Linked DNA regions of Homo sapiens: region 2 is linked to region 1. Evidence: read pairs that join two places in POLR2A ChIA-PET (ENCODE). Cell type or tissue: MCF 10A. All regions are shown on one strand. Each heading gives the region's core, and the rest is flanking DNA. Links, peaks and the distances in the headings are about the cores only.

The links. Peaks named below come from ENCODE experiments on the same cell type or tissue, not always from the same donor. Only the 100,000 strongest peaks of a DNase experiment are listed, where the experiment ranks them.
Region 2: POLR2A ChIA-PET joins it to region 1 with 6 read pairs; 2 of 35 experiments call an interaction of 5 or more read pairs at or near these places.

Annotation. Positions count from the first base shown.
Region 1 is chr12:30,705,256-30,722,144 of GRCh38, forward strand. It overlaps CAPRIN2 (caprin family member 2), which reads right to left. Exons shown (of 19, transcript NM_001385503.1): 13 at 15,556-15,660; 14 at 13,824-13,970; 15 at 11,253-11,421; 16 at 9,704-9,886; 17 at 8,530-8,630; 18 at 6,311-6,374; 19 at 4,298-5,215. The coding sequence ends at 4,647. Among named protein-coding and RNA genes, the nearest start is that of IPO8, 18 kb to the left of the region's middle. In MCF 10A, for the core only: no CTCF peak of the experiment used is centred there; no DNase peak of the experiment used is centred there.
Region 2 is chr12:30,407,661-30,424,549 of GRCh38, forward strand. No RefSeq gene overlaps it. Among named protein-coding and RNA genes, the nearest start is that of LINC02386, 120 kb to the left of the region's middle. In MCF 10A, for the core only: no CTCF peak of the experiment used is centred there; DNase peaks (open chromatin) are centred at 10,161 and 10,481.

The DNA.
Region 1 (16,889 bases), core at 11,971-15,970:
ACATCCACAGATTGGAAATATTCAGGGAAACAAAGGATGCTTGCTTCTGTACTGAACATGTACAAACCATTTTTTCTTGTCATTATTCCCTAAACAATCCAGTATAACAACTATTTACATAGCATCTACACAGCATATTATAATCTAGAGATGATCTAAAGTATACAGGAGGATGTGTGGAGGTTATTGGCAAACACTACTCCCTTTTGTATCAGGGACTTGAGCATTTGCAGATTTTAGTATCTGTAGGGGTCCTGGAAACAATCCCCCATGGATGCTGAGGGACAACTGTATGTAATGAACATTCAGATAACAGGTCTACTTAGAAATTTTGAATGTTAATGAAAATTTAAAACTTCATAAAAAGGTAGGAAGATAAAGTCAAAGAAATCTCCCAATAAAAATCAGAAACAAGAGAAAAGATAAGGAAGTTATAGAAGTGATCCAAAAATCTAGTTTTTGAATAGTAACACTTTCAGACAGAGAGGAGGAAAAGTGTGATAAAAATCAAATGAATAATTAAAGAGACTTGCTCTCAGTGGGTGAAATGGACACACCTGAGGTGTCTGAATATTTGAATGTCGTTCATCTTTGTAGTCCCAGAGTCAGATACAAATCAGATAACCCAAATATTTGAAAGACTAATCATTACCAAAGTTTAGGGTCTTTGAAATAAAATGAATAAAGGAGTAATGCTTGAGAAACAGAATTACTGAGGCTAAGTCCTCTTGGTATTAATAATGAATACAATCATTTTATAATCTAGCATTCAATATCTTGCACTGGTAGCAAATGAGCTGTACCTGTAAACTGTCGAAATGAGAACAAAACTACTGTGGCCTAATCACGAAAGTGGTCAGTAAGAACACCCCTGATATAGAGTAGCAAGTAGAGAAACCAGAGAGCTAAATTTCTCATCAAAATTATTTAAAGTATTTGGCAGAGGAGGAGATAAGTCATACAAAAAAACATTTTATTTTGAGACAGGGTCTCATTCTGCCACTCAGGCTGGCGTGCAATGGCACAATTACAGCTCACTGCAGCCTCAACGCCCAGGCTCAGGTGATTCTCCCACCTGAGTCTCCTGAGTAGCTGGGACTACAGGGGCACGACACCACACCTAGCTTATTTCTTATATCTTTTTGTAGAGACAGGGCTTCACCATGTTGCCCAGGCTGGTCTAACTCCTGCACTCAAGCGATCCACCCACCTCAGCCTCCCAAAGTGCTGTGATTACAAGCGTAAGCCACTGTACCTAGCAATATGGAAACACTGTATATGCTAACAATTATTTCACCTTTAAAATACATAAAATAACATCCTAGTTATCATAAGGCTCACAATAGAACACTGATCATTAAAGCTAAAGAGTTTAACTGTGCAAACAGGAAAGATTAAGAGTATAAAAACACAGTATGTGATGTCATAGGATTGTAAAAATAAAGCTATTATGGAATTGAGAAAGGTAAACAGAAAAATGGGATGGTTGACAGATAACTAGTACAGGAAACAAGTGAGCAAACCTCTTAAAAAAATCCTGCTTTAAATGCCTGCATTTACTCAAATCATTTTAGAGGAGATAAAAGTCAGTGGCTCACAACTTTGGGCGTAGGGAGGAGAGACATCACTTAATAAAAGACTAAAAAACTTAAAAAACTCCGAGGAGAATCTAGTAAACAGGAAACTTCTTTTACCTCCCTCATCTCTGCTTTTAGTAAAACAACTAAGTATTTGTATATTCAGATAATTATATGGAATAATTATATGGAATGTCTCTCCATGTAAGCCATATCTACAATAAGATCTTCCCAGCAAAACATAAGTTCTTTCCACAAGGTCCATAAATGGACTTTAGATATCTCTGGATCCCTACTCTATCTCTTACAAATGTATGTAAATTCTGTGTATGTGCACATCTTTCCGTAAAGACATCTGCTTTTAGTAATAGCTTCCAGAACTAGCTTCAAAGTTATACTGCTTCAGAATGAAATATCTTGTCCATTCATTCTTATAAGTCAAAAAATGTCTAGTTCATTATCTTTATACTTAGCAAAGTAACATTTCAAATACTCTCCTAAAATATGACTCTTACCATAAGGGGATACCCTAATTAATGACTCTCTTGATGTTGGACACTTATCTTTAAAAAAATATAGAGTTGCCCAGAGTATTTTAAATAAACATTGTGTGTGTAAGAAAAAAACTACGCTGAATACTTTAATGCAGTACGAAATTCACAGCTAGAGAAAGGCCCTACTGATCACCAATTGTTCTTAAACATCAAGTTTTCCCCTCCATCATTTAATCATATTACCACTTTTCTATGTGCTTTTTAGTTGTGTTATGGACATAAAAGCCATGAACTAATTTTTTTAACTGGAATACTATTATCCCTACCCTACAAAATTCCTACCATAAGCTGAAAAAGTTATGTGAGGTACTGAATCAAATCACATATTCTATCTTGAGAACACTACACTAGCATTTAACACCATGGAGAGTTAAACATGGCTTCAGGGTGTAATTGCTGAACCCACACCCAGCTCAAAAATAGCAACTGTAATAAACGTAATGCTGTTATACCGTTTTCCTGAGATTACTCAACACCTCAGAGAGGAGGATCAAAACAATTATTGTAGGAGTTCAGACAGGGCGGTGGGAGAAATTATAAGAGGAAATTATAGAAAGAAGCAAACCTTCTTGGAAGGCCAGGAGGTTCTGCAAAAGCTTCAAAAGACAATTTGGCTGAAGGCAGCTGAATTCTCTTAAAAGCTTAGGTTAGATAACAAGGGGATGTAAAGGAATTGATCTAGGTAAGTTAGTTTACTCAGGCTTCGGAACCTGGAACCTGGCCTTTAATCATTCGTGCACAGGACTGCTCTCTTGGTGGGTGGGGGAGGGGAGCGGGCATGTTAATTACCCACACGTGTGTTGACTCAAAGCTTTTGTCATTAAATCTGTACTAAATAAATACAAATATTGCTGGCTTATTGGGGCTTCACTCTCGCTGTACTCTCTCGTCAGCGGTGCTGAGCAGTGAAGTCCCCTCATCACTCTGTCAGGCAAAATACCTGTGTCAGGGTACATTTTTTCATCCATAGTTCAGCCAGGGTCTGTGGGTCAGACCCGGCAAATTATTTTCTGCCTCAGCAGATTACTTGCTTTAGTTGATGTGTAATAACGCCCTTCTGCAACCCTTAATATAGTCCCGAAAATGCAACCAAAATGCTCACTTTTTAAAATTCTTTTTTTTTTTTTGAGACAGTGTCTCTTTCAGTCACCCAGGCTGGAGTGCAGTGGCATGATCTCGGCTCACTGCAACCTCTGCCTCCCAGGCTCAAGCCATTCTCCTGCCTCAACCTCCCAAGTAGCTGGGATTACAGGCACCCACCACTACGCCTGGCTAATTTTTGTATTTTTAGTAGAGACAGGGTTTCACCATGTTGGCCAGGCTGGTCTCGAACTCCTGACCTCTGGTGATCTGCCCACCTCAGCCTCCCAAAGTGCTGGGATTACAGGCGTGAGATACTGCACCAGGCCAAAAATTATTATTTAAACTGAGAAATAAAAAACCTTATTACTGAAGACATACAAGCTTTAAGTGTGAGAAAGTATCATATGGCTAGAACGAACACTAAATTTTACTGCATTTCTTAAACGTGTATGTGCCAGGCACTACGTTCAATCCTTTAGATATATTCTTAAACTTCACAATTGTCCTGATGGTAATCTATCATCCATTCACATTTTACATTTGAGAAACAGTATTTAAGAGAGAGAGATCTTAGAGGTAACATAACTTCTCTAAGATTAGCTACTAAGTGGCAGAATCAGGACTCTGAAACACAGCATTGCCTGACCACAGAGCCTCTGCTTTTCAATGTCTTAGCATTTTGCCTGCTCAAATTAAATTGAGAATCCACTAGAAAGTGTAAGTCTTATTGATGGTGGGCCAGTAGTATTACCTGTGTATCTCCTATTGTATATTACTACACATGTAGTAGCTACCCAAAGATAGCTGACTAAAGGAAGCCCATGCCCTACTGCAAAACAGAATAGCTTCAAGAAGAATGCATGATTTGGCCCATGGAAAACAGATCAAATGTTTTGATGAATGGCATGTATAATATCAGAGAAAAGTAACCCTAGAAGGAACTGTTATATATATATGTCTTATTTTAAAATAACAGCATGAGCCCATGAAGAAATAACCATTCAAGAGTTATCAGTGATGACTATTAAAAAGCAGATATTTTACCTCTCAACTAAATGTTTAATTAAATAGGAACACTGAAGGTGCATGTAACTTTTTTATTGAGGCACAACAAGGCATTGTAACTTGCCTGGACTTGAGGCAGTCAGTTTAGTAAGCTGAACGTTAATACAGTTAAGGATTAAGTGCAAACAATATACATTCACAGCTTGACTAGCGAGGCTACATCACAATTTATAAAGTGCCAGATTAGTGCTAATTGTCATTCAGCTTGATTTTTCACCTCAGGAAGGAAAACAAAAAAGTAAGGACCTCCTCCCTCTAGGAACAAAAACATTTTCCTAAACCAATCAGTCATGAGGGCAAAGACTACTTTTCCTTCAATCCCACTAATTAGAACACCATCCTTTTATTGTCAATACTGTACTGACTTTCAATCTTGATAAAGAAGATAGCCTGAAAACGTAGAATATTTCCAGCTACTTCCATAAATTGCTCCCCTGTGCAGACGTAACCATATCTGGTCTCCCTGGAAGAGCTGAAGAATTGCATGATTGCTAGCAGTTTCATGGTCTGGAGCACCATCATTGGCATAGGCTGATACCAAGACCTCTTCATTCTTCATGAGGTTGACATACAGTGGCACATTCACTGCCAGCTTTAGCATGTGAAAAATGAAAACGTAAGTGCCATTCACTGGGCAATTAAATCTACCAAGCTGAAGATCAAAAGTTTCTCCTAAGTTGTTCAGAAGAAGATCAAACACAATAGGTTGGTCTAAAGTTCCAGGGGCCAGATTAGAGGTTCTGGCTGCTGAGAAGGCAACTCGCATCTGCTGAGGCAGAGGGTAGACGTGTACTGGCAGTATGGTGGCTGCTGGATTTGTCACTGGCACATCCACAGGGGTCATGCTACGGGAGTCTCCTTGTCCAGAGTCACCACTGTTAAAGGTTTCGTTGTCTCTTTCTGGGCTGCTCACCTGAGAAGAATCACTCCACCCTGCTGTTTTATTAGCAACAGTGAGTTTCTCATAATGAAGCAGTTAGCTTTGAACACAATATTTAACATTAGTCGGCTACTGAAACAGACAAAGATACATTTTATAGTAAATTCCAAAACAAAAGCAATATATAGCTAGATTATACTTTTCTAGATTTTTCTGGTAATAGGTTTTTACATACTCTTCTAAAGCCAGAAAGGTCCAAGATAATCTTGTCTAACTGATCCTTTTTTAAGATTAAGAAAATGTGGCCCCCAAAAGGCCAGATAACTTAGCAAAGTCTAAAACTCAGGTCTGAACACTTTTTACTTCATCTTCCTCCCATAATTCTTAATTTCTCAGAGGTCATTCTACAAAGCACCTAATGTAGAAGGTCTCAAGAAAATGGAGACTACATAAAAGAACCAATTTTTAGAACTACTAGCCACTAGCCATTCAGAGATATATTGATATGGAACTAAGTCCCATGATGATGAATGCTTTTTTTATTTCCAAGTCATACACTTGTAATGTTTTAAGTGCCATACAAAAACACTGCTCACACTAAGGCAAAGGCAAATTGAATACTAGCTATTTTTTCAGAAGGAAAAGATTGCTTTCCTGTGCCAAAGTTACTCTTCAGTGATTTTTCTTCTCCCTTATACAAACTTTTAATAGTTCCTTCACATTTTAAAAAGTGTTATAACTATTCTGCTATTGTCTCAAGTCACGGTGTCTTAATTTGTGCTTATTTGAATCTATTAATGCAGTGACACTACAGTAAGAAGTACCCATTATTACAAAAACCACCATCGTGAATCATCACATGAAAAATATTCGAAATCAGCATAGTGAATATATAAAGTTAAATATGCTCTAGTGTCAAGCAGATTTTTAAAAAACACCCACCCTTTTAATTCAATTTGCAATTGGTTTCCATAGCCTATCTAGTGGTCTAGTATCTCCCTTAGTACTTTAGTACTACATTCAAGCAAATTGAAAACCTCAACAAGATAAATGCTAAAAAGCAATGTGCTTTGGAAAGAACTTGGTAGAGGATGCAGAAAGAACTAGAGACATGTGCTGGGTAAGAAAACTATTCAGCTAATTACCCTTACCTCTCGAATTTGCTCGTGGACCACCAGATGTCCCTCCTCGCTTATAACACTGCTGGAAATTATCCTAAAGTGAACATATAATATTTACCTTGGCATCAAAAATGCAGGACTATAATTGGTTATTACACAGGACTACCGGCTGGCAAATAAGATTAGTCCCCTTAGTTCTTTACCTGGCCTTCCCCAGCAACCAAAGAGGCTCAGATGTTTCCAAACACTAAGAAAAACAAAGCAAGGGCAACAGTGGCATTACTTGCTTCACCTGTTAATTAACCTGACCAATCAGATCTGTTAATACCTGAAAAACAACAAAGCACTTGGAGAATACTATGTAAAAGATACAATGCTAGGTAATGAGAGAAATTTTTAAATGTGGCATGGTCCTCTGTCCCTCATCTCAGTATAAAAGGACATCATAAAGCAAAAACACAGACTTTTCTCAACCTTGCTCTATTTATACACCAAACTGGGAAGACCAATACCAACTGTGTTGGGGTTTGGGAATTTTTTTTTAAGAAATTGATAAAAAATTATATTGTATAAATATATTTATTGCCTAGAAATATAATCTAATATATTAAGAAAAAATGTTCCAGGGGCAGTACTTCAAACAAACTCAAGTATGAAGGAAGCCAAACTTCATACAACCCATGAAAAGAATAATTAGTGGTGTAATTATTATATGCAATAAAAATTGAAACAGGACAAGAAGGTACACAATAAAAATAATAAAGCCTCTTACTCCATACTCCCAGTTGCCCCTTTGCAATAGCAACTAGCATTATCAGTTTCTTGTTCCTCAGGAAAAATGTAAAAGAGCACACAAAATACTGTAATAGTGGTATTAAGAAGAGACAGTTCTTTTACCTAAGTCTGTATTAATAAACATCCTCCCCTCACATACATTCCCTGAGGATCACATAATAACATCTAATATTTGCACGGCTGATATACACACCTGGCTCTGTAGTGCTAAGCACTTAGGTGCTTTAGTTCATTTAATTCTCAGAATATCTCATGGAGAATACCTCAGTGTTAGATGAAAAACTAACAGATGAGGAATTAGAGCTCAAAAAGTTTCACTAACTTATCTGAGGTCACATGGCAAGAGAAGTGATAAATGAGGGGTCAAACCCAAGGCATTTAGATTCCAAGATGTTTTCCACTCTTTTTTTTTTTTTTTTTTTTTTTTTGAGACAGAGTCTCGCTCTTCTTGCCCAGGGTGGAGTGCAATGGCGCTATCTCTGCTCACTGCAACCTCCACTTGCCAGGTTCAAGCGATTCTCCTGCCTCAGCCTCCTGAGTAGCTGGGATTAAGGCGTGTGCCACCACGTCCGGCTAATTTTGATTTTTAGTAGAGATGGGGTTTCACCCTGTTGGTGGTCAGGCTGGTCTCGAACTCCTGACCTCAAGTGATCCACCTGCCTCAGCCTCCCAAAGTGCTGGGATTACAGGCGTGAGTCACCACGCCTGGCCTTCACCCTTTTCAATACTGCCTCTGTGTGGATATCCATCCTACCCTATGTAACTGTAAGTTCTTCAAGGATAGGTATTTTATATATTACCAACAGAACTCAGTATGGTACCATACACATACTCAAAAGCTTGTAAAACTTCAAAACTGAATATGCTGATGTATTATAGATTCAAATCCGTAAGTTCCCAAGTTTTGTTAAAGTGGAATTTCTAACATCCTCTTATGAGTCTTTTACCATATGTAGTAAAGAAAATATGCTGGGTTCTTCAAGTAAGTATAAACAACAACAAAAAACTTAACGAAAAAGGGCTTTGCTACATTTGCTATTTAGGCAAGTTAAGCTGAAGGCAATGTAGTAAAGTTAAAATCATGGGCTCTGGAGTAAGAAAGTCACATTCTAATCTTAGTTTACCATTTCCTTGATAAGTGACGTTAGGTAAGTTATTTAACCTCTGAACCCATTTCTCCTGTGAGGTGGAAGAGCAAATGAGTTAATGCAAACAACATGATTAATAATGTCCTTAACACCTTCTAAGTTCCACATAACAAGCAATTATCATTTATCTTTCTTGGGTAATTGCAAAAACTTCCAACTCAACTCTTCTCCATAGGACTTACAAGTAGTTTTAAAACTAAGAGTGCACTTTCAGAAAACAAATTATGACTCTGCGATATACTTCAATCACCAGCTTAACATCAACAACTGTACCACTATTCAACTATGACAACTATTCTTACTTACCCTTTGGGAATAAGGTGCTCCAGAATACTCTCTAGCTTGGAACTGCAGCTGGCTATAATTTCCATTGGAAATTGAAGGGAGTCCTCTATAAGTATCAAAACCTAATAAATAAACAAACTTACATAAGATTATGGACAAAATCATATTAAACTTTTAAACAGTCTAATTCTATATTGCTTTAAAAGTTAAATTGATTATATAATGCCATCATTAGACTTATGCCCTCTTTAAGCAAACTCTACTAATATTGCTTCCAAAGTAAAACATATTTATAGAACATTGCTGTCTTCAAATAAGCCAGGTTTATAAATTTACTACTGCTAAATGCAAGGTGGGGTTGGGAAAGGGTGGTGGTAGGGCAGTTAGGTACTTAGGGCCTCTGTCTAGGGTTGTTTTGTTGTTGTTTGCTTTTTTATAGGCAGTGCCTCGCTCTGTTACTCAGGCTGGAGCACAGTAGTGAGATCACAGCTCACTGTAACCTCAAACTGTTGGACTCAAGCATTCTTCCCAGTTCAGCCTCCCAAGTAGCTGGGACTACAGGTGCATATCACCATGCCCAGCTAATATTTTTTAATTCTTTGTAGAGGTAGGGTCTCACTATGTTGCCCAGGCTGGTCACAAACTCCTGGCCTCAATGATCCTCCTATTTTGGCATCCCAAAGTAATGGGATGACAGGCGTCAGCCACCACACCCAGCCTGTCTAGAGTATTTTTGTTAATAATAAGTAGTGACTAGGACACTTGGAACCATAACAACAGTTTAAGAGAATATCACTATTATAGTCTCAAATTCTATATTCTTCTTTGTGACATAATCTAACAAATAACTAGAAATAATTAGAAAATGGGCATCTTGTAAATATGATACACTTTTAGCAGAGTTAAGTCAACAAAAGAAAAACATTACTCAAATATGAAAATTCATCCTTTGTAAAACAATATGGTGAAACTTTCCACTTCAGTAAGTCACAAAATCAATCTGCTTTTCATACAGAAAATTAGTTCCTCTGTTATGGAGAATAGGTATATTAAAAATACTTTATTATCCACAAACAGGAAATTCTCTACTACGTTGCAAATGACAAAAGGGAGCAAGGTTAGGTAAAAATGGTGTGAGTCAAGTAAACACACAGACAAAATAATTCAGTATAATTCAATTTTATTCAGGGCATACCTTTATAACCACCAGGGGACCGATAGGAATTGGTTATTAATCTCCCACCACGAGTACATCCTCTAACAGATCCCCGGCTATTGACAAATGGCTGAGTAGGTCTGGGAAACACATTCGTCTGTGCTGGGTAAAAGGCAAGGCTACCATTGCTTACTTGAATAGTTCCATCAGGATGATAATTTGCTGCTTAAGAAAAACGATTTTAGGGTCCAAGAGTTAAATGGTAATAGTCTTTATACTTAAAAGCCAATATATATCAAAATCATTAATACAATTTGCTGCCTTTAAAAATAAATAGGAGATACATATATTCATGTATATAATTCATCTACATGACTCAAATACGTAATTCATATATATAATGGAATATTATTCAGCCTAAAAAAGGAAGAAAATTTTGACCCATGCTACAACATGAATGAACCCTTAAGACATGCCAAGTAAAATAAGCTAGTTTCAAAAGCACAAATATTGTATACCACTTATATGAGGTACCTAGAGCAGTCATTTTCAGAATCAGAAAGTAGAATGGTGGTTGCCAGGGGCTGGGGGGAGAGGAGGAGGAGGAGTTAGTATTAAATGATTACAAAGTTTCAGTTGGGGGGAGATGAAAAGTTCTGGAGGTGGACAGTGGTAATAATTACACAACAGTTTGGTTGTACTTAATGCCACAGAACTATATAGTTAAAAATGATTAAAATGGTAATTTTTATGTTATGTATACTTTACGACAATTTTTAAAAAGCAGGCTAAATACTCCAGATGAGGGAGTAAAAGAAAATGGATTCTAATTAATATCTGAGAAGGCACCTGACAAAAATATCCCTTACGTAAGTCACCTGCCCTGTCTTTCAACAGTAGAGGGGAGAACAGAATCAGGTCATCTATGCCTAGGTCCCAGAATTCATATTACTACCTCTTCATCACTTGATTAGCCAAGTACTCAGAATGCTCAATTCATTTGCTCCGACTTCAGTTAAAAAACTCAATAGGGATCTGAAATACCAATACAAAAAATCTACAAGTGCTTCTTAAATTTAAATTAAGAAATGAGTACAAAGTTACCTATTCTTTCATGATTTAGAACAGCATGAAAAATCAAAATAGCCTCCCATCTCTAAGCAAACAGTACAATGAGCATACTAAGTCATATCTTCAATCTTTTATTATAAGATAGAAAAGGACAGATAACCATTTGTTAAAAGGATTAACAGAATGGTTTCAAAACCTTCATATAAGCAGCCAGATAGTGCCCATCTACCTCAATCACTGTCTGTGGTAATCAAAGCAAATAGATTTAAAAATACAAACCTACTTCAAGGTTAAATCCGTCATCTAAGTTCTATCTCTACAAAAATTAAAATTAATAGGTAAACTTAACACAAAAAAGGGCATTAGGTTTTTCTCAACACTGGAGGAACATGTAAAGAAATAATGCTTACTGGTCAGGAAAATACTTCTAAAGTGTCACTACAGACTTCCTAGACTTGCTGTCCATTCAATTGGCTGTCCCTCTAAGTCTTCCAAATATCATATGCAAAGATCTTACCAGTCTCTTGAGAATGGACAGTTTGTTCTACATGTATAGATGGCAGTTGGCACTGGGGTGGTGTTTGTGTACTTGCTGTGGTAAAACTTTGATTGTAGCCAGGTGAATAAGGGGATTCTTTTATTTCTTGTTCTTTTCGTGGAGGCAGAGGTGCATTAACGTTAAATACCTTAAAAGACAAGGACACACTGAGTCATTTGGGAAGTTTCAAAGAAAATGCTTAAGGGTGGTATCCAGCAAAATTGTACATTCAAAAACTTCTATTTTGCAGGCAAAGGACTTGAATAGACATCTCTCCAAAGAAGATAAATGGCAAATAAGCACATGAAAACATGCTCATCATCATTAGTCATTAGGGAAATGTAAATCCAAACCATAATGCCATAAAATTTTATACCCATTAGCAGGGCTATTATCAAAAAGACAGAAAATAAGTGTTGGCAAGGATGCGGAGGAACTGGAACCCTCATGCATTGCCGGTGGGAATGCAAAATGGTGCAGTCGCCCTGTGGAAAACAGTATGCTGCCTTTTCAAAAAGTATAGAATTAACATATGATCCACTAATTCCATTTCTAGGTATATACCCAAAATAACTGAAAGCAGGACTCAAACAGATATTTACACACCCATGTTCATAGCAGCATTATTCAGAATAGCCAAAAGGTACAAACAACTCAATTTCCCAACAGATGAATGGATAAGCGAAATGAAGTACATACATAAAATGGATTATTCAGCCATACAAAAATGAAATCCTGATACACTGTATAACGCAAATGAACTTTGAAAACATTATGCAAAGTGCAGTAAGCCAGATACAAAAGGAAAAATGTTGTAGGATACCACTAATATGAGGTAGAATAGGTAAATTCATAGAAGCGAAGTAGAATAGAGGTTAGCAGAGCTGTGGAGGGGGTTACAAACAGGAAGTTATTGTTTAATGAGTACTGAGTTTCTGTTTGGAATAATGACAAAGTTCTGAAAGTAGTGATGATGATTGCACATTATGAATATACTTAATGCCACTGAATTGTATACTTTAAAAAGATTAAAATGGTAAATTCTGTTACATACATTTTACCATAGTAAAAAAAAAACAAAAAAACACTCCTACTTGATTCCTGACAGATTTTACACCTAACAGCAAAAGTTAATCTTCCTGCTATTATGCTATCATAATAATGCTGAGAATAAAAGCTATACAAGGGTAAGGGGTCTTTTTTTCAAAAACTAAAGATGAATGAAATATTTTACCATTTAATGAATCTTTACCACGTGGCAAGCAACGATCTGTCCTTCTATGACTCTCTAGCTCCCTGATTCTGCTCCATTTTTCTTTACATCACACAGCACCTGATATACAGGTATTTGTCTCCCTAGCCCTCCTACCTCCATACTAAAATGTTAAGTTTCCTGAGCATACTTTCCTTTTTTCACTGCTACAACCTCAGTGATTAAGAACAGTGCCTGGTTTTGTAACTATTCTTTAATCAATAAATGAGTAAGAACCAATGTGTACCGGGTAGGATTCAAACAGGCAGAGAAAACAGATTGGCATGAGCAAAAGGTACTGTGACAAGAATATATAAGGCAAGCTCAGGGGACTAGTGTGACAGGTTATAACAGACTTGAAAAGGTACTGAGTGTCAGAGTACTAAATTTCATTCTGTAATGGAACACTGCTTGCTTTTAATTAGACAAAAGAAAAGGTAAAACCAATGTGGCTATACTGTGCAGGATGAACTGACAGGAAAAGAGTGAAAGCAAGGAACTATTCTATCTAGAAATAAGATATTCTAAGTGATCAGGTGAGTGAATTCAGCTGTCTGGACTCACCAGCCGATCTCCCGGGGTGGTGCCTGCTTTCCATGCTACTCCACTGGCCCCACTACCACCATCACTCCGAAGTGCTTGGAGTGGGACACTAAGCACCAATAGGAAGGGTACTTATTGGCTCACTAAGGCTTTTTTCCCCCACAAAGAACTGTTTTATACTAGTCTGTGTTTAGAGAATAAACATACCAAACTAGCTGTAATATTATTTTTTTAAAAAGCCTTAATTGCAATTTGTAGAAAAATACGTAATTCAAAACACCACACAAATCTGAACAAATCTCCAAAAACCATCTTGAGATCAGGATAAAATAAAATGAAAGTTTCAGCAATGACAGAACACCCAAGTATGTGTCCGGTATTTCAGGTTACTGATGTTAGGGAATAATACTAGTAAAGATATTAGTAATGGTTAGTATTATTAAGCTGTTGCTAGAAATTCTGTTTCTCACCCACACATTTTGTTTGTTTAATATGGATCCTCAGCTTTGCCTGCTACTAATTCTAAAAGAAGGAATAATGCTCTGATAAAACACCCATTTAAAATTCTAGAGGCTGTGGATTTCCTATTCTTCTGCCACAAACAAGTACTGCCATTGGCCAAATATAATTCTACCAACCCAAATAAATTTTACAAAAGGCAAACTTTTCACATAGTATCCAATAATTATGTAAGAGAAACAATGGCTTTTAACAGGAATAATGAACTGCAATCATCATTCATGTTTCATACTCACTGTCTGCATGGCTTGAAAGGGTGCTGTGTTAATGGTTACTGAACTACTACTTGCTGGAGGTGACTGGAAGCCCTGTTCAGAGCCCTTTGCCATGGGAGGATTTGGAGAAGCTAGTGAAGACGGTTGCTTGCCTGGGGGAATTGCTGCCTGGGGAGGAGAAATGCAGCATCAGCCAATCACCTGCCATATAACAAGCAGTTAACTTACTCTAAAACCCAAACTGGCATAAGTCAGCAAGTTCTTTAGGATGACATTTGGACACAGGAATGCAAAAGAATAGCTTTTGCTTACAATTTCAAATCTCAATTGCTGAGGATGCATACCAGTATTTGCTTTGCACAGCTTGCTGACTAAGTGAAAGAGTCTTACCAATAATCAGTCTAACAGATGAGGGGCTGAACTTTTTATACGCACCTAGTCCTTTTCAAACCCTGAAATGGTAATTTCCAGTTAAGAACCTAATATTATTCAAAATTTATACATCAGAATTGGATTTAAGAAAAAACTTGGATTAGTTGTTTAGTGTTAATTTTTCTCTATTTTAAAGACTTATTAGTTAGTAGGTTTCTAAGTCAGCTACCTAAAACAGAAAACAACTCCGATCCAATTTAAGTAATCCTTACCTAAGGAAGCCACAAGTTCTTGACATAACAGATTATAAATCCAAAGGCTTAAAAAAAATACCAAAAACCAATCTCAACTAGATTGTGAAGCAGACAGCTGTGAGTTACTTGGTAACAATCACTTCTTCCTCTTCTTAAAATGAGGAATGAGATAATTTAAATTCAGATCAAGCCAGCACCATAAAAACTAAGGATTATCTATATTTTCTTATATTCTATAATGAATACATATTCTTCTATAACAGTTAACAAAAAATACCTGATAGTTGCTAAATTACTCCTCAAAATTCATCCTACTATGTCCATCTCAAGGATTTACTCAAACTTAGTAAAAACTGTAACTTAGAATTGAAATTGAAAGCACAAACATAATACTGTTAAAATGTTTTTATTTATTTATTTTTTTTGAGATGAAGTATCACTTTGTCACCCAGGCTGAAGTGCAGTGGCACAATCTCTGCAACCCCCGCCTCCTGGGTTCAAGCAATTCTCTGTCCTCGGCCTCCTGAGTACCTGGGACTAGAGGCATGAGCCACCACACCCAGCTAATTTTTGTATTTTTAGTAGAGATGGGGCTTCACCATGTTGGCCAGGCTGGTCTTGAACTCCTGACCTCAAGTGATCCACCTGCCTCGGCCTCCCAAAGTGCTGGGATTGCAGGTGTGAGCCACTGCATCTGACCGAAAATATTTTTGACAAAGTTAGCCAAAACAAGATTGTAACTCATTCCAACTCAATAAGTGCTAATATTAATAAAATAAAGTTATTGAGCTTTCATTTATACAAATAAGAGACTTTTCTCCTAAAAGTCCTTCAGTGTAAATATAGTGGAAAACTTGACTTAATGCTACCTACACTTTTCATTTTTTTAGATTAAAAATGGACATTTATTGCACTAGATAAGGCAATACCATATTAAATCTATTTATATGGCAAAGCTACAATAAAGTTACCTGTAAAAGTTCCAAGATCACAATATCTATAGAAAGCAATACATTAATAAAGTATAAATGTTACATCATTCAACTAATCATGCCTGTAATTCATAAGATAAACTGGTTCTGCTATTCTTTAAGATACAAAAGAAATTAAGACAATTGGTCTTTTACCTCAGGAGTCTCTGAGGTCATAAACTCTGTTTCAGATCCAGAAGAAGCCTGATCGGTAGTAACCAAGCAAGCATTTGAGCTACAAGTAACTGGAGAAGAAGTAGCCTAGACACAGGAAAATACAAAATATTGTAAAAGGCACATTTTGTTCACTTTATATTTCTTGGGCCCTGGCCTTCCTAATATGTTACTCTTACTGAACACGCACATGTGTCAAGCACTCTGCTAAACACTTTATACGTGTTAATATATTTAATCCTAACAGTAATCTGTGAGGTAGGTACTATTCTCATTTTATTGACAATTAAGCAGTGGCAAAGAAAGGTTAAGACATTTGCCCAAGATCATACTACAATTAAGTGGCAGAGCTGAGATTCAAACTCAAGCAGCCAGCTAGCTACACTGCCTGTCCAGGCCTGGTCACCAAAACTACACATCTCATCCCATGTTCACTGATTCTTGGCCCTGTAGTAGATAGCATTCACGGGAAGGTGAGCTCCGGGTACGTTTAACACTGTAGGCACAGCTCTGCCAGAGATCATAGTATAACTGTGCTTTCATGCTAAGTGCTATCAGCATCCTAAAGAGGCAGGCTGAAATATAAATAGGAAGAATAAGCTCTACATAAATCAGAATGGCACCAAAAATTCTAGTGAAAAATCAAGCTGATAGCATATGTAAAATAAAAATTGGGAGAAAGCACATTAGGAAAAAAAGTTGTGACAACTGTAACCAACAGAAAATTAAAAGAGTGGCTAGGAAAGAATTCTATCGCACAACAGGTATTCAAATACAGCAGAGAGACACCCATAAAAATCTGGCAATAGCAAGATCTAAAGTGTCAGTGAATCCACTCCTTTTATCTAAATGCTTCTATGTGGTTCTCAGAAGCCCAAGTAATAAAATAGGTGAACTGGAAACTAATGAAGGGTTACAAAACAGAGAAATCATGTTTCAGTGACCTTCTTGAAGGAGGCATTATGATATGTTGCTTTTTAGGAAGGAGACTGGGGATTGAGTTTTAAGATCTTATGGAAAAAAATATTTGAAATCCTTTAGAACATTTTATATTACCCAAGTAAATAGGCATAACTTAGATCTGGCCAAAATATTAGAACCATTATAAGATTAGAGCGTTTCTAAAACTAGGTCGTTCTTCTGGCTCTGTCATTAAAGTAATGAGACAAGTGCCCAAGAAAAGTAGAACTGGCTGTTGTGGGGAAATAACTAACTCTGTTGCTAAGGGAAGATTCACAGATGCTAAATTAAGGCATCTTAGGCCACTTGATAGTTAATCTTAAAATGGCTTCAATTTCAGTTAAAAGGTTCATTTA
Region 2 (16,889 bases), core at 8,041-12,040, 300 kb before region 1:
TTTTCTATAGATTCTTTAATGCAGCATGGACAAATTAGCAAAGTATTTCAGCTAAGGTAATAGTAAGATTTAGCTTTTCTGTGGTGGCTTTCATCAAAAAAATTATTTGCAGACATTAACTAATCCATCTGGCAATCCTTGGAGGCCAGTTAGACTATTTATTTTGTTCTTTCAGAGTTTAGAAAAAGAAGGCTTCTGTCTCATGGTTTTGTGGCCTGTTCTCTCTCTTCTTGGTCTTTTTACACACTGGACGGGAGAAGGGAATCAGCTCTTAAAAGCCAGATTCTTCTGCTAGTAAGTAAAATCTTGAACTAGGAACAACTGACAGTTTTCTTCATGATGACTAGTTACTGAGGACAGGATCTTAAGCAGCAAGCTGTGGTCCCCAACCTTTTTGGCACCAGGGACTGGTTTTGTGGAAGACAGTTTTTCCAAGGATAAAGGAGGAGGTGGTTTGGGGATGAAACTGTTCCACCTCAGATCATTAGGCATTAGATTCTCATAAGGAGCATGCAACCTAGATCCCTCATATGTGAAGTTCACATTAGGAGTCACACTACTATGAGAATCCAATGCCACCACTGATCTGACAGGAGGCAAAGCTCCGCCAAAATTGTCACTCATCAACCACTCACCTCCTGCTGTGTGGCCCCATTCTTAACAGGCCACAGACCGATAAAAGTCCATGGCCTGGGGGTTTGGGACCCCTGATAATAAGGTTTCAAACTCTGAGACAATAAATAGTAAACTTTTATGAAAATAGAAGTCTTTCTTTAAGAGTATATTTTTTCTATAATAAAAAAGAACAACATAGGCCAGGCATGGTGGCTCACGCCTGTAATCCTAGCACTTTGAGAGGCCAAGGCAGGTGGATCACCTAAGGTCAGGAGTTCGAGACCAGCCTGGCCAACATGGTGAAATCCTGTCTCTACTAAAAATACAAACATTAATTAGCTGAGCATGGTGGCCCATGCCTGTAATCCCAGCTACTAGAGGACTGAGGCAGGAGGATCGCTTGAACCCAGGAGGCAGAGGTTGCAGTGAGTTGAGATCATGCCACTGCACTCCAGCCTGGGCAAGAGAGCGAGACTCCATCTCAAAAAAAGAGAAAAAAAGAACAACAAATGAGATACATGCAAAAGCACCTATGTAATATTGCATCTCTGTTGATCTAGAATGTTTTCCAAGTAATATATGGACTATATTGGTAAGAATTTCTTTGAAGTGATCTTATAACCCCAGCTACATCCTTAATTTTTGAAAGAGTGCATAAGGGCCTGGTGCAGTGGCTCACACCTGAAATCCTAGCACTTTGGGAGGCTGAGGCAGATGGATCAAGAGGTCAGGAGATCAAGACCATCCTGCCTAACATGGCAAAACCCCATCTCTACTAAAAATACAAAAAATAAGCCAGGCGTGGTGGCATGTGCCTGTAGTCCCCAGCTACTCAGGAGGCTGAGGCAGGAGAATTGCTTGAACCCAGGAGGCGGAGGTTGCAGTGAGCAAGATCGTGCCACTGCACTCCAGCCTAGGTGGCAGAGCAAGACTCCTTATCAAAAAAAAAAAAAATAGTACATAAGAACAGTTTGTTATTAGAAAAACTCATTCTTATTGAATTAGCAAGCATATACATGTAGATATACATAGAATTCAGAGAAGGGTGCAAAATATTTCTTTTATTTTGTCCTTGTGTTGAGTCTCAGTTTTACTTAATTCATCTTGATTAATAATCAGGGGAAATCTGTCCTCTATAGTCTCACTCTTCCTTCCTATCACATTCACTCGATACGGATTGAGTGCCTGTAATAGGCTACATACTTTCTCAGTTGATAGGACTTAAACAGTACACAAAAGAAAGGGTCTGCCCTTATGGTGTTCATAGTCTAAATAATAAATGACTATAAATATTTGTGTATATATTCATATTCAGTACATATATAATAAATGTATTTATTCATGTAAATATTTATTTATTTACATACATATTTGTATTCTGTAATGAATATGTCTGATGTTGATAAGTGCTATGAAGAAGTCAGGGAATGCCTCAAAAATAAGGTGACATTTGAGTGGAGATGTGAAGGAATGAGCCATGTGAGTATTTGGTAAAGGACATTCCAGAAAGGAAAAGCCAGGCCTTGAGGCAGGAAAGAGCTGGAATGTTCGCAGAGCAGAAAAAGCGGCTGCAATGGCTGGAACAGAGTGAGATGTTGTAGAACCGTATAAGATAAGGTCAGAGCCGGGCACAGTGGCTCACGCCTGTAATCACAGCAGTTTGAGAGGCCGAGGTGGGCGGATCACGAGGTCAGGAGATCAAGACCATTCCGGCTAACACAGCAAAACCCCGTCTCTACTAAAAATACAAAAAATTAGCCGAGCGTGGTGGCACGGCACACGCCTGTAGTCCCAGCTACGTGGGAGGCTGAGGCAGGAGAATTGCTTAAATCCGGGAGGCGGAGGTTGCAGTGAGCCAAGATCGCACCACTGCACTCCAGCCTGGGTGACAGAGTGAGACTTCATCTAAAAAAAAAAAAAAAAAAGATAAGGTCAGAGAGATGGGGGAGTGTATGAGTGAGGGGTGTGTGTCTCTGCATGCACACAGGCATGCAGGGCCAAGCCTCCATCTCTTTAAACTTCACTTACTCTTCCCTCTCCTGCTATGCCTCCTTTCCTACTAGACCCTTGGCTTTGTTGACAGTTGGTGGTTTTGTCCAGATATTTTTTCTTGATGGGGCCAGGCCATAGAGGGTGTGGGAAAAGACTGGGGAGAAAGAATTCGGGGTTTTTTAACTGCTCTCTGTATGTTTTCAGGGAGTGGGGATGGGAAATGAAAAAAAAAAAAAAGGCTTTGAGTTAATAAAGAGCCTGCAAGACATACAAATCTTTCCTTTGATAAAATCAAACAATTCTTCATGCCTAACTTTGGTGCAATTTTTTTTTTTTTTTTGAGATGGAGCCTCACTTTGTCACCAGGCTGCAGTGCAGTGGCACAATCTTGGTTCACTGCAACCTCCACCTCCCAGGTTCAAGCGATTCTCCTGCCTCAGTCTCCTGAGTAGCTGGGATTTCAGGCACGCACCACCACGCCCAGCTAATTTTTGTATTTTAGTAGAGACAGGGTTTCACCATGTTGGGCAGAATGGTCTCTATCTTTTGACCTTGTGATCCACCTGCTCGGCCTTATTTTTATGCTTGCAATCTTTGTCTAATTTATGTTTAGTTTTAGTATTTATTTAATTTTTACTAATATTTAAATAATCTATGTTTTATAAAGCTACAGAGTAATACATACAAAACAATTAACAATTAACATAAAATAGCATGTACATTATCTTTCTTTCCCAAAACCCTACCTTCCATGGGCCAGTAAGGAACATTTGTCTCATACATTTTTACACTTACTGAAAACAAACACAATTTCTATAGGTTTGAGAAGCAAATTAGACATTGTTCTGGTTGCAGAATATTTTGGGCTTTTTAAACATCACGTTGGAGGATTAATATAGGTAAATGATGCAAGCATAGATTTTTGAATTTGCCAGAATTTTGTACAGAGTTGAGAAGAGTCAGTATTTAGAATTCAAGATTTTGTTACTTAATATAAATAATTACAAGACAAAGTTAGAAATTGATTCTGATTTTTTATTTTTCATAAGAAACTGGCTTGAGTGGTAGTTTGTTATTTGCCAGAAAAAAAATCTGTGCCAATTATTTGTGAGACTATGACTACTATAGAATTTGATACATTCTATGCCTCTCCATCATCTACTACTATTCACACCCCGGATACACTGGGGCTGGATTTAATCTTACGTGATGTAGAGGTTCATTTAGAAACTCAATATTGAACTAAATCCTTTGTAAATAATGAATTTTAAAATGAACTAATTTGTTCTCAACACTTGAGATTAGGGTAATCACTCTGTCAGAATGTATGTACAGTAGAGATAAAAGGCATTTAAGCAGTGAAAGCTGATAATTCTATTTTCTTCTATGAACCATTAATGTTTATGCCCCAGGAGGACTGTAGTATGAACATCCACTTGAGGTTTCCTTTATGACTCTTGCAGATTCAAGCTGGACTGTGCATGTTGGCTTACAATAAAGAGTGACATAAATCAGGAAAATCACCAGTCAAATTTTGATTATTTAAGAGAATTAATGCCATTGGTTCTATTTTTTATAGCATAGTTCTCTATTTCCCATGTCCTCTAACTTAGCTTCCCAGCACAGGAATAAAAATTACTGAATTTTATTAATCGGTAGTGTATTTGGTAGTGGATTTTCATTACATTTTCACAGGGTGTCTTGAGATTTAATATTATTTTTATTATTATTTTACAACTGTGAGACATGCTCGTAAATGGAGAAACTTGGGTGGGGTTAAGAGTGAGAGAGAAAACTGACTGGCTTAGTAATGACCACGACAAGATGTCCTTTGTGCATGGATGCAAAGCAGTGAAGCAGCCCCAGGCAGGGTGACTTGGAGGCTTTTTCTTTTCCTATTGGAGGTGACTGTCTGTTCCAATTCATCCATCTATCTATTCATCTTTTCTTACATCAGTCCCTCAAACAACACAAATTATGAGTTGAGGCTCTGGCACCTGGAAAACAAGCCTAGTTCTCATGTCCCCCTGGGGACAAATCTGCAGCCTGACCAATGGGAGTATCACCAATGAAGGTGACAATTTGGTAAAAATGGAGGGATGGGGTAGGGTGGGGCTAGTGCATCTCCTCACTTAAGCAGGGGCGCATCGTCTCAGGGATCTCCATTCATACCTGTTCTCAGCCTTGTTATGATTTGTCATCATGCCAGTCCATGTCACACCCCCCATCAACCTACTCACAAAAAGAGCACACAGATAGCTGTTAGAAAAACAGAGATTGTCAAACAAGCATCTCTCTCTTACACTTACATTTGAACAAGAAAGTAAAAATAGAATGTGAGCTATTATGTATTGTGTGTAACAGAGTACCACAAACTTAGCAGGTTAAAACAACACGCAATTACTATCTCACAGTTTCTGTGGGTTAGGAGTCCAGGCATAGCTTAGCTGGGTCCTCTGTGAGGCTACAATCAAGGTGTTGGTCAGGGCTGTTCTCATCTGAAGGCCCAATTTGGGATGGGTCCATTTCTGCATTCCTTCAGTTCTTGGCAGAATTCATCTCCTCGCAGCTGTAAGATGGAGGTCCCTGACTTCTTGCTGGCTGTCAGCTGGGGTAACACTCAGCACCTAGAAGCCGCCCACAGTTCTTTACCACATGGCTCTCTCCATAGGCCATCCCACAGCATGGCAGCTGACTTCTTCAAAGCCTGTAAGGAGAAGTGGGGATGGTTAATGGGTATGAAAGAATAGTTAAAAAGAATGAATAAGACCTACTGTTTGAGAACACAATAAGGTGATTATGGTCAATAATAATTTAATTGTACATTTTAAGATAAAGAGTGTAACTGGGGGCTGGGTGCGGTGGCTCACGCCTGTAATCCCAGCACTTTGGGAGGCCGAGGCGGGCAGATCATGAGGTCAGCAGATCGAGACCATCCTAGCTAACATGGTGAAACCTCGTCTCTACTAAAAATACAAAAAATTAGCCGGGCATGGTGGCAGGCGCCTGTAGTCCCAGCTACTCAGGAGGCTGAGGCAGGAGAATGGCGTGAACCCGGGAGGCGGAACTTGCAGTGAGCCGAGATCGCACCACTGCACTCCAACCTGGGCAACAGAGCAAGACAGTGTCTCAAAAAAAAAAAAAAAAAAGAGTATAACTGGATTGTTTGTAATTCAAAGGATAAATGTTTGAGGGGATGGATACCCCATTCTCCATGATGTGCTTATTTCACATTGCATGCCTGTATCAAAACATCTCACATACCCCATAAATATATACATCTTCTATGTGCCCACAAAAAAAGAAGCCTGTAAGAGGGAGCATCTCCACTATCAGCCTACTAGCACATGAAAATTTAAATAATGTACCATAATCACAGACATGATAACCCCTCACCTTTGCTATAGACTAAAGGCTACAAGTCCAGTTCCTCTTCATCACTTAAGGGGAGGGGATTGCACAAACACACAAACAACAGGAGGCAGGGATCATGGCAGCCACCTTAGTCTGTCTGCTTAAAATTTACTGTAAAATTTTTTTTGCTTATTATATCTCATCTTCTTCCCCAAAAAGATGTGGAGTAGATTATGGATAAGACAGACCCTTGCACTGTCATAGATATGTACAGTAAACTGAGCAGTAATTTTTGTTGCAAATAGATCACTCTGGAATACTTTGGCCAATTCCAGAAAAAGTAATCATGAAATTTAGTGGAATAAGCATCATGTTTTAATATACCAAATGGAAAATAAAGTGGGACTTAGGCAATTAAGATCACATTGAGTAGTGAATGGCTCTATGCCAATGCTAATCATTTTTTTTTCCTAGACCACATTTCACTTTTCATTTCCTACTCACCAAAAACCATGTTCTCCATCCCCTTCATGACTTCATGACAGGAAAATCCCCTTCATTCTACCATTACTGCCCATACCAGCATGGGTTTGGCATCAAGACCACACAGTCACTCATAGAACAGACACTGATCATATATTGCCATGGGCCATCTATCCATGACTACCACTGCCCTGGGCATTGCCATTGTCACTCTGTCCAACCCGGGCTTTGGTGAGACCACTGTCTCAGTCTTAGCCAGCCCAGTTGATTCAACCTCTTCTCACTATTTTAACTGGTTCCTCCACATGCTACCTATTTACCTATGGTGGCAACTTTCTGCTACTTGCTTATATCAGTTTTCCAGTTCAGTAACCTTGACTAACTTTGGTATTCAGGCCATGCTCCAAAGCTGAGATTTTTTGTATATGTCATTTCAATACAGTTTGTAAATGGGCTTACTGATACATTTCAGACTGTGTTGGAAAATACAGAATTTAGATTTACCTGAAATTGGATGTTTAAAGATCCATTGCTATTGCTAATGCTTTATCCCAGGTATTTTTATAACCCAGCTACTTTTATGTCATTGTTTTGCTATATGTCAGCAAATTATGACTCATGTTCTATCACTGTAATTTCATTTGGTAATCTCAGTTTAAATTCATGACCACCTACATTAAGTGGACCCTTGATATTGCCATGCTATTCTGCTCATTCTCTAGTCAATTTACTCTCTCATTTCATAGACAACTATTTCTCACACCTTCTTCACTCATCTCAAACACTTCCTTCCCTATTATTCTCAGTGGATGGCTGGGTTTTCTATTTCACTGAGAATATAGAAAACATTAGAATAAATCAGCCACAAATTCTCACCACATCTCCCAAATTACCTTGTGCCTCTAACCCTGGACTCTGCCTTCCTTCCATTTGCTGTGGATAAACTGTCTGTGCTAGACCCACCTCCTCTTATCTACTCAAAAATATTACTCCAGCAATGGCCATTCTTTCTCCTGCATCATCCATTTTTCCCACTCTATTGAATCATCTCCACTGGCATATAGCCAAACTGTAATATCTTTCATCTTTAAACATCTCCCCTTGTTCCCACATCTGCCAAAAGCCACTATCTTATATCTATGCTCGCCTCTCTTACAAAATGCTTCAAAATACATGTCTGTACTCATTGCGCCCATACCTTTCCTCTGATCTCTCTTGATCTCTGTCCAGTTAGGCTTCTAATCCCATCACTTCTACCCATCAAAGTTCTTGTCAAAGGTTCTAGTGACCACTTCATTTTCTAACCCACTGATCGATTTTAAGTCTCCATCTTCTTTTGCCTGAGTGATATTTGACAGAGGTGACTCCTACTTACCTCGTTCACTTGGCTGCAGTCAATCTTGGTTCTCCTCTCACCTCACTCGCCCCTCCAACTTCCTTTGCTGGTCCCTCTTCATTTTTCTTTCCTCTAAATGTTGGAGTACCCTAAAATCTCATCCTTAAAATTCTTCCTTCCCTATCTCACTGTCTTGATTATGTCTCTTGGCATTAAATACAGTCACCTGGCTTTAATATCATCTATATACTTACAAGTAAAAAAATTCAGTCTCTGGCTTGAACTTCTTGAACTGCACACTCATATTTCCAGACAACTTTCTGACATCTCTGAATGGATGTCTAAAGAGCATCTCAAACTCAACATATCCAGAACAAACATTTTGGTTCCTACCACCATCGAACATTCTGAAACATCTTGAAAACTCAGTAAATAGCAAGCTCGTTATTTTAGTTCCTCAGGCTAAAAACCTTGCCATCATCTTAAGTCCTGTTCCCCTTACGTCCCACAACTATCCAATAGCAAATTCTGCTGACTTTTACTTTTAAAATATGTCCAGAATACATCCAGCTCTGAACACTTCTCTCCACTTCCCACAATCCAGTCCAGGTCTATGTCATCATGAAAGCTTCCTAATGGCTCTCCCTCCTTCTACCCTAGCCTCCTTGTAACCTATAGCCACACACAGTCAGAACTGTTTTTTCTTTGTTTGTTTGTTTTTTGCCGTGTAAGCCAAAGAATGTCACTCTTCTGCTCAAGACTTTCAGAAGGCTTCACCTCATTCTGAATAAAAGCTAAGTCCTTCCAGAGCCTAAGCCTCTCGTTTCCTACCCCTCTTTCCCTTTCTCACTATGTTCCAGCCTGTTTTGAAACACTCTTCCCCCAGATAGCTACCAACTTGCTCTCTCACTTCCAACAAATCTCTCTTAAATTTCACCTTAGCACAGGTACCTCCCTAGGCCAACCTATATACAATGGCACTCCCCATCCCCCACCATCTTTCTTAACCTGCCCCCTTTTTCTTTATATCATTAATTGCCACCTGACTCATTTTGTTTATGTGTATATTTCTGCCTCCTTCAACTACAATATAAGCTCCACAAGGACAGACCTTTGTTGTATTCAGCACTGTAAATCCAGTGCCTGGAAGAAATAGTAACATGTACAGCAGTAGCCATTCAATGAATATTTGAAGAATGAAAGAATTCAGTAACACATTACATTTGAAAGAATATTCCATTCATCAACAATGACAAAAAAAATAAATATCAGTTGTGCCAGCCACCTAAAGGAAAAGTAGAATTTAAATGAATCATCACTACAATGTTTCTGACGCTCTAGACAAGAATAGGAAACAAGCAAAGACATGAAATTGGAAATATTTGTGACATGTTTGAGTAAAATTAGGAAGCCAATTTCTTTACTCACAGGCTTCGCATATGGAAGCGAAAGATTACAGAGTTGGAAAGGTGGGGGCCATATGTGAAAGGCTAAGAAGCTGGGATTTGATTTCTCATCTCATAGGTTCTATTAGGAAACAAAGAGGATCCTCCTTCTTGGTCCCATCACATCCATTGCACATCTTAGTCTTTGCACTTCCCATTTATCATGTTAGATGTAACAATAATCGAAGGTCACATATGTGTGTAAACTTAAAGGATGTCTGACTCCACCAGAATGTGGAGTCAGACATCCCTTTTTTTCCCCTAGCATGGGAACTATGCCTTGTCTACAGTTTTCTTTGTTTTACACCCTTGCCTGGCATAGTAACAACACTTGAGTTGATAATCAGTATATAAGCCCCAACTATACATATTCATTTAGTTAGCTGAATGAGTGCACAGCTGGATGAATGAATTAAGACATTCACTAAGTGTTTGTTCATTTGAACTGAAAGCAGCTGAAAGTCCTTTACATGCAGAATACCTTTTTGATTTAAAATACATTAAATATACACACATATAAAGCAATAATAAAATGGAGATACTTTTCAAATCAACAATAATACAACTCACAGGCCATCTTAGCACGTAAGTGTAGAACAGCTCTGTGAGAATTCATCTTCAGCTCAGTCCAGGATGTCTTGGTAATTTACAGGACTCATTCTCCTTATGTTTGCATGAACCATAATGAAATTTGCCACCAAATGTCTTTGGATGTTTTTAATGAGAAAAAATGGTTGTGTTGGTAATGGCCCAGCTGTTTTCTTGCCTGGCACTGTGCCTTGCCTACAATAGGTACTCAGTAATAGTCAGTGGAATGAAGTGAGAGAGGGAAGGAATAAGTGAGGTCATGAATTTGCCTGCCTGTGTCTCAACCTTCCTGTATCTCAGCAGAGAATTCTATGCGGGAGGGGCTGTGATGATGGAAGCAATCCATCCTCCCTGAGGATTTAGCTTTTTGCTGCTCAGAGATGAGTTAACACTGACTAATTACCCAGCTGAGTGGTGACTGTGACTCATAAGTGAGGGGCAGATGGAATTTAGAAAGCAGAAAAACCAGGAGGGGAAAGTTTTCAAGGGTTAAGCTGAGGGTGAGGAGTCAGGTGGGCATGCGAGAAAGACAGAAACCCAGCTGTGGACCTGTGAGCCGGGGGCTAGGCCATCCCTTACACAGTGCCAAGTAGTACACAGACGCAGAGCTTAGGAAAGTGTCAGCGAATGTTTCCACAAGTGTTCCTTAGTCACCTCAAGTCTTCTGGACACATTCATCATCTTCCCTCCCATAGATGGCCCATCACTGTTCTCTGCAGAGTGATTCATTGTCAGGGTGAAAATCTTAGGAAATTGTCTTCACACAAAAAATCTGCTCCCTAGCTCAAAACATTCAGTAACTCCTCCACCCCAGGAGACACATTTTTTTTCTCCTATCCATAGTCTTCCATAGTCTTTTTTTTTTCAGTGATTTGTTTGATCACATACTACATATATTACCTTCAAGTCTGTGCAGCCTTTGTCTTTCATCCTGTTGAGCAGCTTTTCCCTCAACCTTCTTGTGAGCTTCTGTGTAAATCACTATCATTCTCTTTCCAAACACTGCATTTGAACTTAGTGAAGTGTAGCTGTTTCTTCTTTTCCTTCCTTTTTTTTTTTTTTTTTTGAAGGGGTGCATATTCTGAAGAAAAGTCTACAAATCATTCCTCTATCTAATTCAAAACCCAACGTGTCACTTTACAGTTGGGTTTCCTCAAGAGGCTCTGCCGTGGACCCATGGAGGATGGGATGTGCAGGTCCTGAGGTCACTCTGCGATGTGTCAGAGGAGAAGAGTAAGGGTATCTGGGATCATGGGGCAGGATTAATGGAGTCCAAAGGAAAAAAATGGCAGGCAGAGAGGGAGAATTCTGTGATTGGATGTGTCAGAAGTGGGAGAAGTATGAACAAACTCTGGGAGTGACTAAGAGAGAATCTGACTTGACACAAGAAGGCATTTTTTAAAAACTGAACATTTTTAGAGAAGCTATAAATTCATAGGGGATTTTTTAATATGGCAAAGATGATTTAGCCAATGTCCATTCACCCAGGTCCTTGTCCTTCTGTGTCTCTTTTTGCACATCCATTCATAGCAAGGTCTCTGGTTTGTTTATTCTGTTCTTCCCATTTCAATGAGATGTTAAGTATGGGCAAGTCATTTCACCTCTGAGGGTTCCCATTTCCTCAGCTGAAAAATGAGGGAAATGGAGGATTGCTTGCTAAGATCCCTTCTAGTTTGTCAGTTAATTGATGTTATCATGACAGGCATCCCCTGTCAGATCCCCAGAGTGACAAAGTGGATTTCTCACCACTTATTCTCTGATGAGCCCAGGAACCAGTCCCCTCCATGTTGGGGGCAGCCCCTGTGTGCATGTGGAGTTGAGCTGCGTGGATTCCAGTGCAAGACTCCCAAGGCTGAGGGGAGGGAAGGTTGTGGAGGGGAGTGATTAGAACTGACCTGAGTCTGAGGACAGGCTCTGCCGCTGCCCAGATGTGTGAGCCCTCTCACCGAGCCTCCCTGCTCCATCATGTGAGGCTGGACCACGGCAAGCCACATGAAGCACTCAGTACAGTAACCAGCACATGGGGAGCAATGAATACCTGTCACCTGTTTCCATAGTCTTTGTAATGATCATCATCATCACCATCATCATGAAATTGTCACAGCTTAAATCCAGGAATACTAAGAAGGGCTCCTGTCTCCATTTTGTAGAAATGTCAGACTTTAATAAAAAGAAATCCAGGGGAGCGTAAATTAGTTCAACCATTGTGGAAGACAGTGTGGTGATTCCTCAAGGATCTAGAACTGGAAATACCATTTGACCCAGCAATCCCATTACTGGACATATGCCCAAAGGATTATAAATCATCCTACAATAAAGACAAATGGACACCTATGTTTATTGCAGCACTATTCACAATAACAAAGACTTGGAACCAACCCAAATGTCCATCAATGATAGACTGGATTAAGAAAATGTGGCACATATACACCATGGAATACTATGCAGCCATAAAAAAGGATGAGTTCATGTCCTTTGCAGGGACATGGATGAAGCTGGAAACCTTCATTCTCAGCAAACTATCACAAGGACAAAAAACCAAACACCACATATTCTCACTCATAAGTGGGAGTTGAACAATGAGGACACATGGACACAGGGAGGGGAACATCACACAGTGGGGCCTGTTGGGGAGTGGAGGGTTAGGGGAGGGATAACATTAGGAGAAATGCCTAATGTAAGTGACAGGTTGATGGGTGCAGCAAACCACAAGGACACATGTATACCTATGTAACAAAACTGCGGGTTCTGCACATGTAACCCAGAACTTAAAGTATAATAAAAACAATAATAATAATAATAATAAAATAAAAAGAAATCAAGTTGGCTACCTCTTTTGAGTCTGTATATTTGGAGAGCTAGGCATGATCAGAATCTATGTGTATGTAACTGTTGCTTATGAAAATTAATCCTCCCCACCTCCCTTCATCCTCCATCTCAGGTGACAGACAGGGAACTTCTTTAAATTCTTGTCATAAGAGCTAATGGTAATAACATACTTTCAGATTTTTAAAACTGAAGCATAGTTTGGGAAGTCAGTATCTTCAAATATAACAGAAGGGTAGACTATAACATAAAAACACTCTACTAAAATTAAATGTTTATCAAGGGGAACAAAGAATGGGGATATTCAGTGAGTTACTTAAAAATGGATGTTGTAGTTATTACCTGAGCATGAAAATACAGAAGGAAAACATTAAGACCATTTTAAAGGAGTTTGGAAATTTAGCATAACATAGGCAGGAAATAGGAATGAATCATCATCTTCTTTTGTGGTTGTTCATAAAACATCTTGCAACCTTTGCTGGATTTTTTTCATTCTCCTAGGTGGTGGGGTTGAAACAAAACAAACAATAGAAATGCAACTTTTTGTTCAACAGCAAAGTCGGAGAGCAAACTCTTTGTCAAGGCATTTATTTTAGTCGATTATTAATATGTCATCTGTGAAGTTATTCTCCTTGCTCTAGGCTCGATCTTGTACTAATCCCTCTTCCTAAGACTATGCTGTGGAGCCCTAAGGAGTTAAAAGAAAAAAAAAGTGGGCTTAGCTGGCAGAAACAAAAATAGGGGTAGAGAGGAGTGAAAGTTCTGATTAATTAGGTCACCGCAAATAGTTGCACTAGCACCTAAGCATCCTGTTACAGCACCTCGCTCACAGCCCACCTGCACCCAAGCATTCTGTCTGCAAGCATTCAGCTTAAGCAGCACAACCTTATAAGATTCCCCTCCAGCCTCTGCCTCTTGGTAGACAGCCTTCTTTCTGCTATCTTGCCCACTGCTCCCTTGCAATGTATCTCCCTCTTTTCTCTGAATAAATTTGCCTTTCTAAACTCATTACTGTCTTGATAAACCCCTTTACTGCCTGTGCATTGGCCTCAGACAGTCATTGACCATGTCAGCACCTGCAACATGGTACCTGGTTGTCTTTTGATCCAGGGCCAGCAGAGTTTTTCCACATCACTTAATAGTTGAATATTTACTATTTACCTTCCTGGAATAAATATATTTTCCAGAGGCAAAGTATTCCATAACAAAATGACTTACTAGAGTTGCCTCCTCATATTTATTCTGAGTCCTTAAAGAGTTACTAACATTATTGGTGGAAGAATTAGATCATTGGATTATGAAGAGAAAAAAGCCCACCTTTTTTCCTTTTTCTTAGTTTCTGCTCTTTTTTAAAATTTTTTGACTCTTTATGACTCCCAGCAAGATTTCATAATCTGTATTATAATTTCAGTGTGCCAAAAATAATTGCTACATTTTAAAAGTAGAATTGGCTTTTCAAGTCACTATTATTTTTAATGCTCCATCATATTTTTATAAAAGGACCTATTATTACTTAGTCTCGCCATATTTCTGAATTTTTGAAAACTGTTTTAAAGGTGAAAAGATTTTTCTTGTAATACTTAAAGCCATTCTTCCTATTTCTACTGAGAATGTGAAATATGTATTTATTATCTATTTAAAGGAACACACCCTTTTCTGTCCTAAGAAAATCATGGAAAGTAAAATTAAGGATAAAAGCAGCTAAAGCAAGTTCACCACACAGAAAGCCTATTGGAAAGGGCTTAATGGATTGGACACTGACGTGATTAATGGCCAGATCCTTACATTGTTTCTATTTAGCCTTAAATATGCTGCCTAAAGTGTCTATGAAGGAGAGGTAAAGATGACCGACCCAAGACCAGGCGCTGTGGCTCAGGCCTGTAATCCCAGCACTTTGGGAAGCCCAGGTGGGCACATCACTTGAGCCCAGTAGTTCGAGACCAGCCTGGGCAACATTATGGCAAAACCCCATCTCTACTAAAAACACAAAAATTAGCCAGGTGTGATGCTACAACCCTGTAGTCCCAGCTAAAAGGGAAGCTGAGGTGGGAGGATGGCTTGAGCCTGGGAGGCGGAGGTTGCAGTGAACCGAGATTGCACCACTGAACTCCAACCTGGGTGACAGGAGTGAAACCTTGTCTCTAAAAAAAAAAAAAAAAAAAAAAAACAGACATACCCAAATGCCTGGAGAAGAATACCCCACCAACAACAATTCCCAGACAACATTTGTTTTAAAAGTATCTGCCTAGCATAAAGGAAAGAAAGAAAATTTGGGTTGGTGCTTAACTCTGAATCTTTAGACAGATTATATAATTTCTGTATGTGTCTGTATGTGCTACTTTTTACACTTGGAAACCCTGATGATTCCAGGTCTCCTACCTTTTTTCCTGAAACGTTATAAGAAAAAATTAGAAGTAAATGTAAGAGACCTGAAGGTTTTCAGAAATAAAAGTGCTGGAAATGCATCTGTACTTGGATGTCAGATTCATCTCCAGCTTCACGGGGTCAAAACCGTGCTTCCAGTCCTTCCTCATGACCCTACACCCCCACCACAGGCTTCTTGGTTGATGGAAAAACTATACCACCAGTTGCTCAGGCCAAAATGTTTGACATCTTTCTCTCAATCCATCACTAAATAATTGTCTAGTCTGCCCATCAAAGTATATCCAGAATCTGTTCACTCCTCACTGCCACCCTGGTCCAAGTCTCTGTATTCTCTCCTGATTTATCTCCTTGCTTCTAACCTTTTGCTCTCTCTCCAGTCTATTCTTAGTACAGCAGCCAGAATAACACATCAAATTGTGTCACTTCTTTGCTTCACATCTTCCAGTGGCTTCCTATTTCTCTCAGAGTAAAAGCTTAACAACGGCAAACAAGAACATAAAATTGGCCCAATTGGCCCACAGAATTGATATTTTAGGTAGCCCTCCCAGTCTTAAAACTTGAGAAAGTTACTTTGTCTTATCTAAGTTCCTTTTGCCAAAAATCAACCATCTGGCTTCCCAGATAGTATCCAGTAACTGAAACTTACCAGATCACTGCATCTGGACAATGAGGAGCCAGACCCCTCACCCATCACAATTGTCTAACCAATCGCCTGCTTCCTGTTGATCAACTCCACTTCCTTATCCGTGCTTAATTCCTGTTTTCCTGCATGTAGTTACATTTCTTCCCTGCTATATAAACCCCTGATTTTAGTCGGCGAGATGGATTTAAGACTGATCTCCCGTTTTCTTGGCTGCAGCACCCAATTAAAGCCTTCTTCCCTGGCAATGCATATTATCTCAGCAATTGGCTTTCTGTGCAGCAAACCACAGGACCCAGACTGAACCTCTGGTGTTTCAGTAACAGATTTTGGTTCCCTGACCTGAAAGTCTTTCCTTGTGTCTCAGCTACTGTGGGCCAGAAGAGTTTCAGAAGCCCTCCTTAGCAGCTGTTCAACCCTTTTTTGGCCAGAGGGGAGTCTTGGTCTCTCTCTCTCTGCAACCCCACCACTGCTGGCCCCAACCTTGTTCCTAATTGCCTAGGAAGAACAGCCTTTGAAACTTGACATCTGCATCCAGATAGGTGAGTGTCCTTTGTGGGCCCTGATAACAAGATCTGCTCCTCTAAATTTGGAAAAATTTTAAAGGAATTTCTGTATGCAAATTGACAAGCCCAATTACTGAGAGAGAGAAGCACTCTGACTGTTTCCATTTGGACACTCATGGAGGTTTGTGTGTAAATGTTGTGTGTGTGTCCAGGCAAGTGAATGTCTTTCGTGGGTACCAGACAACAGGATTAGCTCCTCTCAACTTGGGAAATTTTTAAGGAATTTTTGTTTGTAAGTTGATCAAGTCCAACTGATGGAGAGAGGAAGCACCCTGACTGCTTCAGTTTGGGTACTCTTGGCGCTTGTCTTTTGCTAAGGCAGTGAGATTGTGTTTTGATAATTATTTGTTTGTGCATTTGTCAATATAGTCATGGGAAATTAGAATTCAATAAACTGATATTCTTTTGTAATACTGTTTGGTCCCAATATTCATTGGAATCTGGAGTTTGCTGTTGAATAGGAAAGTAGGATGGAGTTCCATGTATTCAAGCTTTTATGCTGCTGTTCTAAGCACAGTTAGGCCTGGTCAGTAGGTTCCAGGTGGTGTTTTTCTGTGATGCTGTTTGCCCCCAGTGTTCTTTGGAGTCTGGGGATGTTTGCCTTTCCAAATCACACTACCATGGAAATTGCTTTACCCAAAATTCTGGTTCGGATCCTT